Linked DNA regions of Homo sapiens: region 2 is linked to region 1. The links are chromatin contacts, found by Hi-C or POLR2A ChIA-PET in ENCODE. All regions are on one chromosome and are shown on one strand. Each heading gives the region's core, a stretch centred on a gene start or an enhancer-like site at or near the end of the contact. The rest is flanking DNA. Distances are from core to core; before and after follow the strand shown.

Region 1 (7,004 bases), core at 2,540-5,039:
TACCATTACTTTTAAGAGCACAAGGACCAAACATATGAATATTTACACTAAAAAATAAACTAGAGTTGCTTCATCTAAGACTACTGTAAATGCTTTTCTCCCATTAATCTTAATTTGAAAAAGGAAAAAGAGATAGTGATTTTTACCGACCTCTCAACAGGATTCGTGAAAGACACCTGGGAATCTGACTGGGAAGATATTCTTACCCTACGGCTGGCGTGTCAGATCCTGGGTTCCCTTGATGTGACATCCAGAGGAGCAGAGTGGTTTTGGTTATCCTGCTCTACAACAAAACTGTAGAGCTTTTTGTATCCTGCAGTACAACAAAACTGCAGAAGCCAAGGGGAAACTTCCCCTTCGCCTTCTGAAGGCTCACTGAAAATCAGCTGACAAACAGCCCATTATTAGGAGAAAAGCCAAACAAAATTTATTATTGCACACACATGTGCATGGAAGTAATACAAAATGTGAAAACTCAAAGAAAGGGCCAGGTGGTTAACGCCATTACACCATCTTGAGATTATAGAATAAACATGGGCTTGGAGTGTAGCAAGACGGTTATAGGAGGGAGAAAGAAAGGCATGGGGCAAAGGTGGGCTTGTTGTGTACATGAAACCTCACAGACAGCAGCTCTCAGAAAAAAAGAGATGGTAGTTTGTGGTTGAGTACATCTTTTCTAGATCTGGATAAGGGGGAGGGCCTCAGAGAAAGTCTGGGTATTTATTTCACTAACGTGGATTTTTCTCTACAGATGCAAATTTCTTCCACAAAAGGCAGCTTTTCAGGGCTATTCCTGTCCGTAGGCCCTCTGAATAACCCTCTTGAAATATGTCACTGAAGTATATTTTGGAGTGAAATATTTTTGTTTTCCTTTATTGGCAAAAGAGAAAATGTGTTAGTTGCAATAATTAAAGGAAACAAAAAATAGACTATGCTCATAATTAATTAAATTGTATTATATTTTTAATTTCCTATAAAGATAGTATAGATTGAGTTAGATTTAAATAAGTCTGGCACCTCTCTTCCTGATTTTCTTTCCGTCCAAAATATTTCTCCCACCTTACACCAAAATGTCCAGCACACACTATTTTGAGTCATTCCCTAGGGTCCTAAAGGCATTTACTTTATCAAGAGGCTATCATTATTGAAAGGCAAATACTCCCTGAGCCAAATTCAGCTCAGTAATTGATTAGTTGGAGTCATCTGAGAGTAAAAAAGTGACCAGAAATAACATACAGGTGAGGGGACTGTATACCAAGGACATTCTAAGAGGGCATATGGGAAACAAATGGCAAAGCTAAAGGGTCATAAAATCAAGCACTGCTTATCAGCTATGTATCCACGTGAAGATAATTAATAATAATAAAATTCAAAAAACATATGCTTTTAAAAATCAAGAAAACATCTACTTCAGCCCACACTATTAAAGAATAGAAAGCTAACCACTCATTTCCTGAGATGAGCAGCTTCCTCTACTAACCACAAGGTGGGGCTCTATTTGAGATTGCAATGCTTAGATTCCATACTCAGAGCCAAAACAGCAACTTGCATTAGAAATCCCATTTATAAACCATTTCCTTCCAGTCAAATCAGTTTTAAATAGTACTTGCTGCTGTTATACCACTTTGCCCAAGTAGAGACTTCTGTCCATTGAGAACCGTTCATTAACGATGTTGCATTTATATAGGCAAAGTCAATGCTGAGTTCCAACATCAATAGCCATCATTTTCTGTTATGGATTGAAACAAAGGGTTTACGTCCCCTCAAAATTTATACATTGAAGCCCTAACCCCCAATGTGGTGCTACTAGAAGGTGAAGTCCTTGGGAGAAAATTAGTTTTAGATGAGATCACAAGAATGGAACCCCTATGATGGGATTAGTGCCCTTTTAAAAAGAGGTCCTCCCATCTCCACCATGTGAGGCTACAACTACAAGCAGACAGATCAGGATACAGGTGGCTGTCTGCAAGCTAGGCAGAGGCGCTTACCAAGAATGGAAACTGACAGCACCTTGCTGTATATATATGTGTATATATATGTATATAGAGAGACACTAGATATATATATTATATATAAAAGATATATATATATATTAAATATTTGGCTGTTTGAGCCACCCAGTCTATAGTTTTTTTTTTTTGATACGGAGTCTCACTCTGTTGCCCAGGCTGGAGTTGAGTGGCACGATCTCAGCTCACTGCAAGCTCCACCTCCCAGGTTCATGCCATTCTCCTGCCTCAGCCTCCCAAGCAACTAGTACTACAGGCGCCTGCCACCACGCCCGGATAATTTTTTGTATTTTTAGTAGAGACGGGGTTTCACCCTATTAGCCAGGATGCTCTCGATCTCCTGACCTCGTGATCCGCCCACCTCGGCCTCCCAAAGTGCTGGGATTACAGGCGTGAGCCACCGCACCGGGCCAGTCTATGGTATTTTTATAGTACCCAGAGCTAAGACAGAAATTGGTACCTAGAAGTGGGGTGCTGCTGTAACAAATATCTAAAAACACAGAAGCAGTTTTGGAACTGAATAATGCATAGAGGCTAGAAGGGTTTTCAGATGCATACCAGAACAATTCGAGACCATTGTTAAGGTACTGCTCAATGGGATTCTAGTGAGAGCTCAGAAAGAAAAGAGGAGAGTGAAAGAAAAAACCCTCCATCTTCCCAGAGAATATGTAACTAATCATCAACATACTGTTGGTACACATATTGATGGTAAAGGTCATTCTGATAAGGTTTCGGACAGAAATGAGGAACAAGTTATCGAACAATTTTTAAAAAGGCAACATTTGTTATAACGTGGCAGAGAATTATTCTGAATTGTGTTTTTATTCTAGAGTTTTGTGAAAGGTAGAACATGCAAGTAATGAAATTGGATATTTAGCTGACAATTCTAAGCAAAGGGTTGAAAAACTGGTTTGGTTCCTCCTGACTGCTCAGAGTATAATGCAAAAAGTGAGAAATGACATCAAGACAGAATTGTTAAGCAAAAGAGAACCAGAACTTAAAGATTTGGAAAATGCCCAGCCTGTCTATATTGCAAAAAAAAGAAAAAGCATGTTCAGAAGAAAATACCAAGCATGTGTCTGACCAATCATTTGATAAGGAGATTAGTGTGGGTGTGAATCACAGACCTAATCAGTGATGTCAACAGAAGCCAGAAAATAGATGGGATTATATCAGCAGAAACACTGCCAGCTGAGACTAGAGGAAACATTCAAAAAGGACAGAATGAAGGAAGCTCGTGAATATGTGCTATTCCTCAAGAAAGGAAACCTCTCTCCACCATGTGAGAATACAGCAAGAAGGGTGCTGTCTGCAAGTTAGGGAAAGGGCCTTCACCAAGAACCACATGTGTGGGCATCTTGGATCTTGGACTTCCCAGCCTCCAGAACTGCGAGAAATAAATGTTTGTTGTTTAAGTCACCCAGTCTATACTATTTTGTTATAACAGCCCAACTTGATTAAGACACTTTCCTTGAGCTAAGCTTTCTGCTCTCATTATGCCTCCTCCTTCTTTCTTCTTTCCTTTTCTTTTATGGATCTTGTCATTTTATTTTTGTGTCATGACAAGTGACATCGGTTATTGGATATGTGAAATATCATACTATAGCAGATATGGAGGTTTGCCACTCAGATCACTTCAAGAAAGGACTTCCCGCCCAGCAGTGGGGAGTGCAGTCACCAGGCAGCCTCCTACTCTCAGCTTCTTCATAGTCTTAGCTGCAGAAAGCCACCTCACTCAAGTTCACATTCTTCCCAGAGCAGCCTGCATCAGATGACTAAGCAGAGTGTCAGGGGATAGGAGATAGTAGGGATATGGAAACTCGGTCATTTCAACCCAATGTAAGACCAGTCTAACAGGCAATGCTTATTCTAAAGCTACCTACAGAGGCTTCATTGGGCTTGCACTGCATGTTAGCTTTTTCCTCTAGTTGATACTGCTTCTAACTCTTTTCCTTTTACAGATACTGATCTTTAACAAACATCTTGAACACCAGACTACATCTGAGGGTCTACTGTCTACTTCTGGAGAACACAGCCTGTAACAATGCAAAAATAAATTGCTCGGATCATCTGATAATGACAGGCTATTAAATAATTTGGAACACTGAGCTTCCACTTTTGTACAACTTCAGATTTTTTTTCACTGACTCACCATTTATTCATGTATTAAATAAATATTTGAGTACCTCTTATGAGCTAGGCACTATGCTTGTTAGAAGATACATGAAAAATATCTGGAATGCAAACACAGTACTAGAGGTAGAACAGACATCTCATAACCATGAAAATGAAAGCTATACTTCTAAGGGATGGCAGAACAGAGCCAGAAAGAGCTTACATGAAGCCACAATTACTGCTCTAGATTGCCTATCTCTGGCCTTCTCATTGTATGAGAAAAATAGCCTCTTCTTGGGTTTTCTGTTAGCTCAATGGAACCTAATCTCCAGCTGATGGAATCCCCCCACTTGGTACTTATTATGCCTGATGCAAATACCATTCTTTTGGCAGTTGTTTGTTAATTTATCGACTGTGATTGAATGAATTATTGATAGTGCTTGCTTTTATTTTACTCCATATTCCCTGGTCAAATCCACAAAGTCAGCTAATAATAAAGCCCGGAGAATAATTTGGTCTCTGGTAGCTCACCACTTGGCTCAAAACCTGCTCATGCTACTCTTCCTTTTGCATTTCAAAACCATGTTCGTATTATTCCTTTTAGGGCATTACCACATGAAAATGAACAACAATAAAAAGGATTTAACCGGTAAGATCATTTTGACACTTTTATCTTCTATATTTTATATTCAAATTAAAAGAAAATTTGACACATGGGATATGAGGCTGTATAAACATATAACATATTATTTAAATGCTTCAGTTTCAGAGGAGCTGAGAGATAAATGGCATGCCTATAATTATCCCTCCACCATCAATAAACTTCAAATTAGTATCTACTCTCAAACGCAGAGAAAATTTAAAAGTGATTTTATGAAATTTCAGAAGTTACATATTCATAAATTTGTTATATTAACTTCTGAGACTCCTGGACACAGAAGTTGTCTTCAGATCCTATTTACTTGAAGGGAATTTTTCCATCTGTTTGATAGAGATACAAGAAGACCACAAGGATAAGGCTGACCACCAAACACATCCAGGCTTTTTGAGTCTCAGAAAAGCTTTCCACCAAAATTAAAACCACCGATGATGTGACACTAGATTCAGCTTATCTCCCTATCCATTTTCTTCTTCCCAATTTTATTTCCTATTAATTTTTTTGATTTATATGTCTATTAAACAATCATTCATTTAACACCAATTATGTCCAAGTACAGTGCCAGGCACTAGACAGAAAAAAGGCATGGACCTGGGCCTTAAAAAAGAATTCGCAGCCACATAGATACAGCAGATACATAATAAATCACTTAATAAAATGTATTATGTCAAAAAGTAAAAGAGGGCTGCTTGGGTGATCACAGGAGAGAGAAACTCAACTCAGCAAGGAGGAAGAGTTCAGGAAATATCTCTGAGAAAGCAGCCTTTGAATTGTCTTAAACAACGAACAGAAGTTACCTCCGTGTCCGGAATTGGTGGGTTCTTGGTCTCACTGACTTAAAGAATGAAGCCGCGAACCCTCGCGGTGAGTGTTACAGTTCTTAAAGGCGGCGTGTCTGGAGTTTGTTCCTTCTGATGTTCGGATGTGTTCGGAGTTTCTTCCTTCTGGTGGGTTCGTGGTCTCGCTGGCTCAGGAGTGAAACTGCGAACCTTCGCGGTGAGTGTTACAGCTCTTAAGACTGAGCGCCGCGTCTGGAGTTGTTTGTTCCTCCCGGTGGGTTCGTGGTCTCCCTGGCTTCAGGAGTGAAGCTGCAAACCTTCGAGGTGAGTATTAACAGCTCATAAAGGCAGTGTAGACCCAAAAAGTGAGCAGCAGCAAGATTTACTGCAAGAAGTTAAAGAACAAACATCCCACAGCGCAGAAGAAGACCCCAATAGGTTGCCACTGCTGGCTCAGGCAGCCTGCGTTTATTCCCTTATCTGGCCCCACCCACATCCTGCTGATTGGTCCATTTTACAGAGAGCCAATTGGTCTGTTTTACAGAGAGCTGATTGGTCCATTTTACAGAGCGCTGATTGGTCCATTTTGACAGGGTGCTGATTGGTGCCTTTACAATCCCTGAGCTAGATACAAAAGTTCTCCACGTCCCCACTAGATTAGCTAGACAGAGAGTGTCCACACAAAAGTTCTCCAAGTCCGCACCAGAGTAGCTAGATACAGAGTGTCGATCGGTGCATTCACAAACCCTGAGCTAGACACAGGGTGCTGATTGGTGTGTTTACAAACCTTGAGCTAGTTACAGAGTACCAATTGGTGTATTTACAATCCCTTAGCTAGACATAAAGGTTCTCCAAGTCCCCACCAGACTCAGCAGCCCAGCTGGCTTCACCCAGTGGATCTCACACCGGGGCCACAGGTGGAGCTGCCTGCTGTGCGCCTGCACTCCTCAGCCCTTGGGTGGTGGATGGGACTGGGCAGCATGGAGCAGGGGATGGCGATAGTCGGGGAGGCTTGGGCTGCACAGGAGCCCACGGCAGGGAGGGCAGGCTCAGGCATGGCAGGCTGCAGGTCCGGAGCCCTGCCCAGTGGGGAGGCAGCTAAGGCCCGGCAAGAAGTCGAGCACAGCAGCTGCTGGCCCAGCTGCTAAGCCCCTCACTGGCCGGGGCTTGTGGGCTGGGGTCCGCTCCGAGTGCCAGGCCTGCCGAGCCCACGCCCACCTGGAACTCGCGCTGGCCCGCAAGCGCCGTGTGCAGCCCCGGTTCCCACCTGCGCCTCTCCCTCCACACCTCCCTGCAAGCTGAGGGAGCCGGCTCTGGCCTTGGCCAGCCCAGAAAGGGGCTCCCACAGTGCAGTGGCAGGCTGAAGGGCTCCTCAAGTGCCGCCAAAGTAGGAGCCCAGGCAGAGGAGACGCCGAGAGCCAGCGACGGCTGCCAGCACGCTGT
Region 2 (7,004 bases), core at 2,819-5,318, 56 kb before region 1:
GGGAGGGGAGGGGACTACACTTGAAAAGTTGAACATAGTCTCAAAGCTTCTGAAACTGAAGTCATTATTGTTTTATTTAACAAAGACTTATAAATATTAAATATGAATGTATTTAAGCAATCTTGTAAAATAGATATTAGTGTTGTTCTTATGTCAGAGATGAGAAACCAACGACTGCTGAGATAAAAAAAAAAAAAAACTTGCCCAAGTCAATGAATGATAGAAACTAGTTTTAAATCCAGGAGGTCTGGCTTGGGGAGGTGAGTAAGGGACATTATCTTAATCACTTCACCATGGTTTCCCAACACTTTGGTGAGAACCCTTCTATGCTCTTAAAAGTTATTCAGAACTTGAAATTTTTTTTTATTTATGTAGATTATGTTTATCAATATTTACAATATTAACATTAAAAGAGAAAAACTTAAGATTATACAACCATTAGGCATCAGAGGAATGATGTCACCACACTTCATGTAACCTCCAAAAAACTCCACTGTGCATGCATGAGGTAATGACAGTCAAAGACAAGTAATGTCCTAATATTATTATGAAAATAGTTTTGATTTCAAATATTCTAGGATAGACTGAGAACCACTGCATATACTATGCTGCCTCTCTATTAATGAGAAGAAAATGAACATCTAATGATAAGAAAGAGACAATGTGGTAGCAACTTATCATACCCACAGCTCAGACATCACACTGCAAATTAAGCCCACGCTTTTAGGAATATAGGATAGAAGCAGACAATTTAGATTTAAATTCTAACACTACAACTTTTTCTCAAGGAAAATTGTTTCATCTCTCTGAGTGTCTGTCTTTCAACTGAACGATGAAAAGAGCAACACCTAGTTCCTATAGTTATTGTTACAACTAAATGGGATACAAATTGGGTGAAAATACCCCCATCATGTCCAATATAAAATAGGAATCCCACAAACATTTGTGAAATTTCTTTGTCACTTCACCTCTATGTGGAACAAAGAAAAATAAAACTTCAAGGAAGAGCCTTAATCTACTTTTCTTAACAGCTCAACAATGTTAAATGATTCAAATCTGTCTGATTGCAATACTTCCAACTTTTGTGCCTGACCCTAGGTTCCCTGGAAGATAATGACTCTGAAAAATTATTCTTTGGATTGTTTCACCTCTGCTGAAATTTATCCAACACTCTTACTAGAAAACTTAGGGCATCATTTCAATGTTGGAAATCCCAGGTGTCTCCAAGTTACTCAAGAATTATAATGGAATTTCTAAACAAATCTACTTTACTTTGTATTTTAAAACAACTACATATTCTAAGCATAATTAGAAAGATGTGTGTAGAAGGCAAAGAGGTAATGTATGGTATCATGAAACAAAATAAACAATGAAAACTCTTGAAAATAATTTATTTAAATTCAAGGTCTATCAACTTTTTCTGTAAAGGACCAGAGAGTAAATGTTTTAAGCTATGTGGGCGAACTGTCTATGTCACAATTAACTCTGCCATAATGCAAAAGTAGCCATAGGCAATATTTAAATGAACAGGCATAGCTGTGTGCTAATTAAACCTTTATTTACAATAACCTACTGTGGGTCACATTTGGCCCATGGGTCCTTGTTTGCTGACCCCTCATTTAGATGACAAAGCCAAAGCAAAATGATTTTTTTTAAAATGATATTCTATTCCTCAATTCCTTCAGGCATGTTTTAAAATGGCCTGGGAAAATACCATGACAACTGAATCCAAACCAACTTGGGCCTCTAATGTTGGAGAGCCTTTCTTCCAGCCCTGGGCTAATTAAGGACTTGTTTCTCTTCCAGGTAAACCCATGACAATTCCACAAGGATGAGGCACTGTATTTCCATTCATCTTCTAGTTTTATCACAGCTGTGCCATTCCTGTCAGCAAAACTTGGAGGCTGTCAGCATTTTCATTATAATGTCAGCATCTCAGGAGGTTATAAATCTGCCTAAGATAGCCTGAGCTAAAACTTAGCATAACAGCTTCTAGACCAAAGATAAGCAGCTGGCTCAACAAAATTAAGTTCATACTGAAAGGTAGGCCAAAAAGTTATCTTTGTAAAGTTCAAAAAAATTTTGGTTGTGAAGATCCACATGCAACTCAATTTAACAAATATTTATTGAATTGCTACCGTTAAGTATCCTTTGTTATTTTATCTGTCCCATTTTACTTCCCTCTGGGAAGTGCATCTCCCCCAGTTCACATCAGCCTCTAATGAGGCTCTTGATCAAGGAGTCTTGCCTTGCCTTCCCCCAGAGTGGCTCACATGACCCAATGGAGCCAATTAGACTATCCCATTTCCCTAGGCACAGAATTCCCTAGACATTTGGGACTGTTTCTGTTTTCAGGGTTTTTATGGCCACTGGGAACAAAACAATCTCTCTTCTTCTGTACTGTTTCTAAAGTGGACACACAAGCCTGAAGCTTCTGTGTGTGATGACTTTGAGGGACCCATGGGATATCCTTTTGACCATAATTAGTAGGCAGTTGAATTCACAAGTCTGACAATCCAAGAAGAGTTTGAGGATGCAGCTGTGGATTTGGAAGTCATTGGTGTGCTTCAAAGAACAGTTTGAAGCACATTCTAGGATCCTGCAGTTCTGTGGAACATAGTTTAGGAATACTAAAAACACAACTAGAAAGTAAAAGCAATCAATGACTACTCAACAAATATACTGTGCTTCTACTATGTGCTTCACTCTGGGATAGATGCTAAGAATATAAATGAGTGACAGTGATGGATTGGACAGATAAGAAGGTACTAATTCAAAGCACTTATCAGCTGAGGTCTCCTGTTCCCTTGAGATGTAGGTAATATGATGTTACGTCCCCATACCATAACCCATGGAAGTCCAAAGCCCTCCTGAAAATTTCTGTGAAATCCCAAGGGCTAAAATTTTCTAGTCGCCTCTCTCTCTCCAGGTTCCTCCTTCCACATATGCTGTTTCCATTCTTTACTGCAGCTGCCTGTGTTGGAGACACATTTATCAACCCCAAGACCATGTATTGCCCATTCATTGGGCATGTGTTTGTGGCCTGTTAATATACTTTGCATTTGTAAACATCACTCTTTTTTTTATGAGACAAGTTCTCACTCTGTCACCCAGGCTGGAGTGCAATAGCACGATCACAGCTTACTGCAGCCTCAACTTCCTGGTTCAAGTGGTTTTCCTGTCTCAGCCCCCTGGGTAGCTAGGACAATAGGCAGAGGTCAACATGCCTAGCTAGTTTTTTTTTATTTTTCTAGAGATGAAGTCTCCCCATGTTGCCCAAGCTGCTCCTGAACTCCTGAGCTCAAGCGATCCTCCTGCCTCAGCCTCCCAAAATGCTGACATTATAGGCGTAAGCCATGGTGCCCCACCAATGACACACTTTTTCAACTGTACCATAAACTTCTTGAAAACATAGATTATATCACTAGGCCTCAGGCTAACAACAGTACCAATATCTTTGTTGATAAAGCCTCATTCAACTCATTCCCCTACACGTCACTTTAGAGACTTCACTCTTCTTTGTTTATTGCAAGTAACCCGGAAGCAGCCTGCCCCAGTTGCTAGTTACCCAAACCAACCCAACAAAGCAACCACAGGATTTTATCTTGTGGCAGTGCAAATATAAAGGACCGAAAAGGCTGTGTCAATGCAAAAACATCTGGTGCATTCATTAGGTTAGGCTAAATTGTGGTGACAAATGGGTTAAAAAAATGTAAGCGGGACAAACAAAATTGAAGGGTTTTTTTGGTTCACAGAACAGTTCAACATAGGTGTTCTCGATTGACTGTGATGCTCTTCCATGTAGTGATTCAGGAATCAAGATTCTTTCTATCTTGTGGCTCCAGAATCCCTTAAGATCTCATCAACCTCTAAATCCAGCTGGCATAAAGATTAAGAGAGTGTGGAGGAGGCACACACACATTCCTAAAAGTCCTGATCCAAAGGTGGCACACATCATATGAATTTAGTTCCACGGACACACTAGGAATTTAGCCTGTCCATATGCGCTGCCAAAAATCCAATCACTATTTAAGGATAGAGTGGATGTACGTGGACAGCTAGGGGGCGCCACCATTCTCAGTTTATCTGCTTTAAGAACACCACAGCAGATAAGAGGCTCAGTGTATTCTTTTTATCCCTTTATCCATCACTCAGCTTTTTCTCTTATAGTCTCAAGTATTTTTTCTATATAACCTCCTCCCAAACACCCCCTAATTCCACCCTCTGCCTTATGGTTATAAGAAGGTAAAAATTCAATAACCTCTCCATCATGATCATGACTACATTTCTAAGCATTGTTTAAACCAAGCCATGGGTGTCTAATTTATTCATTACCCCTACAAAAAAAAAACCCAACCTGCAAAATACTCCCAACCTTACAAGACCACGCCTAGAAACTCTTACAAGGAAACTATTCCAAATATATTATCTATCCTAACAAATTCTCCCTTTTTCAGCAAACTTCTTCCTTTTTCAGCAAACTTCTCCTTTCTCCCTAGAGTAGAACTGCCAGTCTCATATGCATTTCTACATACTCAGCTTCCAGTACCAGGGATGTCACTTTATTAATCAAATTGTCTTCAGTGCTGCTAGTTACTCTAACCTGAAAAACTATTATGCATACATTTGGTCAACAAATACTTATTAAAAGCCTATGTGCCCAGCAGCATGAAAGGCTGGAGACTTGAGGATGAAAAGAATATAGTTGCAGATCACCAAGGACTTACTGTCTTATAAACAGGTATTTATTTATAGAGCCCACTGCTCTAATGAAGCTCTGAACAATGCTTCATAGGACAAGATATAAAGGAAGCACTGAACTCTGCTTGAAGATGTCAGGGAAGTATTATTCATCAGCATTTACTGAGTCCCCAATTTGTACTCAGTGCTATGATGGGCAGCATGAAGGCCAGAAAACAAATAAAATGTTCTAACCTTGTCCTTGATGAGCATATCATCTCTATCCATACAGCAATAATGTTCTCTACAAGGCTGTATAAAGTGTTGCAACTCAATGAAAACGGATTATTAATGATGTTGAAGATGAGGTAAGCATCCTGGGAGAGGTCAAGTCATAAAATGAACCTTGAAAATTTGTTTTAGTCTGGATGAGAGTTGGGTGTGGAACGACTGGCTTTGCAGACAAAGAAAATAAATAGAGTGACACGGGACAGGGAATATAAGCAGTGAGTACCTGAAACAGTAAAGAAAGAATCTTTTAGGAGTGAATGGAGTTAGTAGAAAATAATGGAAGAAAGTGTGGGAGAAGCTAGGTGGAGCCAAACCTTATGAGTTGAGCAGGTGAGATAAGATTTAACGTGTACAAATTAAGAAACTATTGAAATCTTGTGAGTAAAAACACATTTGACAGAAGCAGTGTATAAAAAGACCTTTCTGACTGCAGTAATCTAATCCATTCAATAAATGCTTGTGAATTTTTAACCTATATAAAAATGTAGTTTATATAAAAATATAAGAATATAGTATGTTCTTCACTTTCAAGAGTTAGGAAACACTGGTGCTTCTGAGTCATTCTGTATTGAACGGTATAATTTTGATGTTTGGGTCCCTAGAGTCAAAATGTAAATGAAAATCAGTTGGAGGCATTTTAAGAATGGTGCAAAAAAAAAAAAAAAAAAACTCCTCAACTGCATGATGCTGTTTTCTAAATTCTTTAATGATATTTTTCCTGTGGGAATCCATTAAAGTCCCCCTTAAATCACTGTATTTCATATTTTTCCCTAAATGTTCTGAATATTTCATATTTTTCCCTTGCTGTTCTCAAATGAACAAACTCAGTAACTTCATTTTAAAGGAATTTTGATTGGGTTTTATTTTGTTTATAAAGCTGTATTATTTTTACTCCGAATCTGATCATCTTGGGAGATGCAAATTCATTTCTCTCCTCCTTAACTTTCCCTGCTGGACATGACAAGTTGACACCTCCAGCCAAATGCATTACTTTCACTTGATCTGCAAGGCTTAAGATTCTAGATGATCTGCTTAAAAGTTAGGTTTTTCTTCTTTAAAAGCAAAACTTTACATACAGACAGGGACCCAAAAAAGTCACTCTGGAATGTTGTGTTTTCTTGGTCTTACCACCCAAACAAATTCATCTGAAATACCTATAGTGGAAAACCAAGTATGATGAACAAAAGAAAGAGCCCTCATCTAACAAAAACAACAAGGCAAACACAATGAGGAATGGCAAATAACAGAGTCCCAGTGTTGGGAAGAAAATGGACAATAATGAGGCCTGTGGCAAAATCAATTTTCCTTCCCTATCCTAATAAAGCAACTGCTACTGAGCAATGGCTTATCTTTTTCACACAAGCACAGCCAGCATTTTCAGATTTTTCTCATTTTTCCAAAGATGGTGTAATTCAGATTTTCACATGAAATCTCTTGATTTTTTAAATTTTGGCAATCATAGCAGAGACACGATTGTTGCTACCTCGCAGCCATTCCTGACCCACTTAACCATCACTCACCTCCTGTTGCAAAGTCTGAAAAATCTAGTCACTCACTTTCCAAGACCTCCTGTTTCTAGTAATGGCTATGCATCAAAGTTTTGGCCCTTAAGGAATAAAGAATAGTTATCTGGGGAGATTGTAAAGAAAGTTGTTCCAGAAAGATTTTTTCTCTTCCCTGATAAAAGATGAGAGTGACATGAGGACAGATCATATTCACTATTTTGGCTCTCACCCTACATTTGCCTTTAGTTAAAGTCATTTATGTGACGTTATGCCTGGAGATGTGGTAGCCATTTTACAACCATGAGGGTAGAACAAGAGAATCATGGAGATGCCAACCTAGAGCTCTAACATAGTTAAGCCACTGATCTAATTCTAAACACATCTATCACTATTATTTTTAATGAGATGATAAATTCATTTATTAGCTAAAAATTGTGTAGAATTTGTTTATAATACTGTCAAGAATGCCTAAAATGTTCTAGCTCTTAACTGGGCTTATAAAGATTCAGTGTGACATCTTTCAAAAAT

Evidence for each region. Hi-C counts contacts between places; a loop is a spot of excess contacts on that map. ChIA-PET counts read pairs that join two places held with the same protein, here RNA polymerase II (POLR2A). Pooled maps may share reads with other maps.
Region 2: a map of naive thymus-derived CD4-positive, alpha-beta T cell shows a loop between it and region 1 (2.0-fold over the local background). The contact joins two enhancer-like sites. A Hi-C loop is called at or near these places in 1 of 168 maps with a recorded cell type or tissue (naive thymus-derived CD4-positive, alpha-beta T cell), 2 of 37 single-sample maps with no recorded cell type and 9 of 50 pooled maps. POLR2A ChIA-PET finds 5 or more read pairs at or near these places in 1 of 52 experiments (activated T-cell).

The regions. Positions count from the first base shown.
Region 1 is chr3:25,851,601-25,858,604 of GRCh38, reverse strand. It overlaps LINC00692 (long intergenic non-protein coding RNA 692), which reads left to right. Exons shown (of 8, transcript NR_034055.1): 8 at 1-73. Among named protein-coding and RNA genes, the nearest start is that of LINC00692, 19 kb to the left of the region's middle. RefSeq lists an enhancer at 5,157-6,356. Within about 2 kb of position 3,789, at least 3 of the 41 ENCODE cell types and tissues checked have a DNase peak (open chromatin) inside an H3K27ac peak, as active enhancers do.
Region 2 is chr3:25,908,260-25,915,263 of GRCh38, reverse strand. All of the region lies in intron 1 of LOC124909357 (a long non-coding RNA gene), which reads right to left. Among named protein-coding and RNA genes, the nearest start is that of LINC00692, 38 kb to the right of the region's middle. Within about 2 kb of position 4,068, at least 2 of the 41 ENCODE cell types and tissues checked have a DNase peak (open chromatin) inside an H3K27ac peak, as active enhancers do.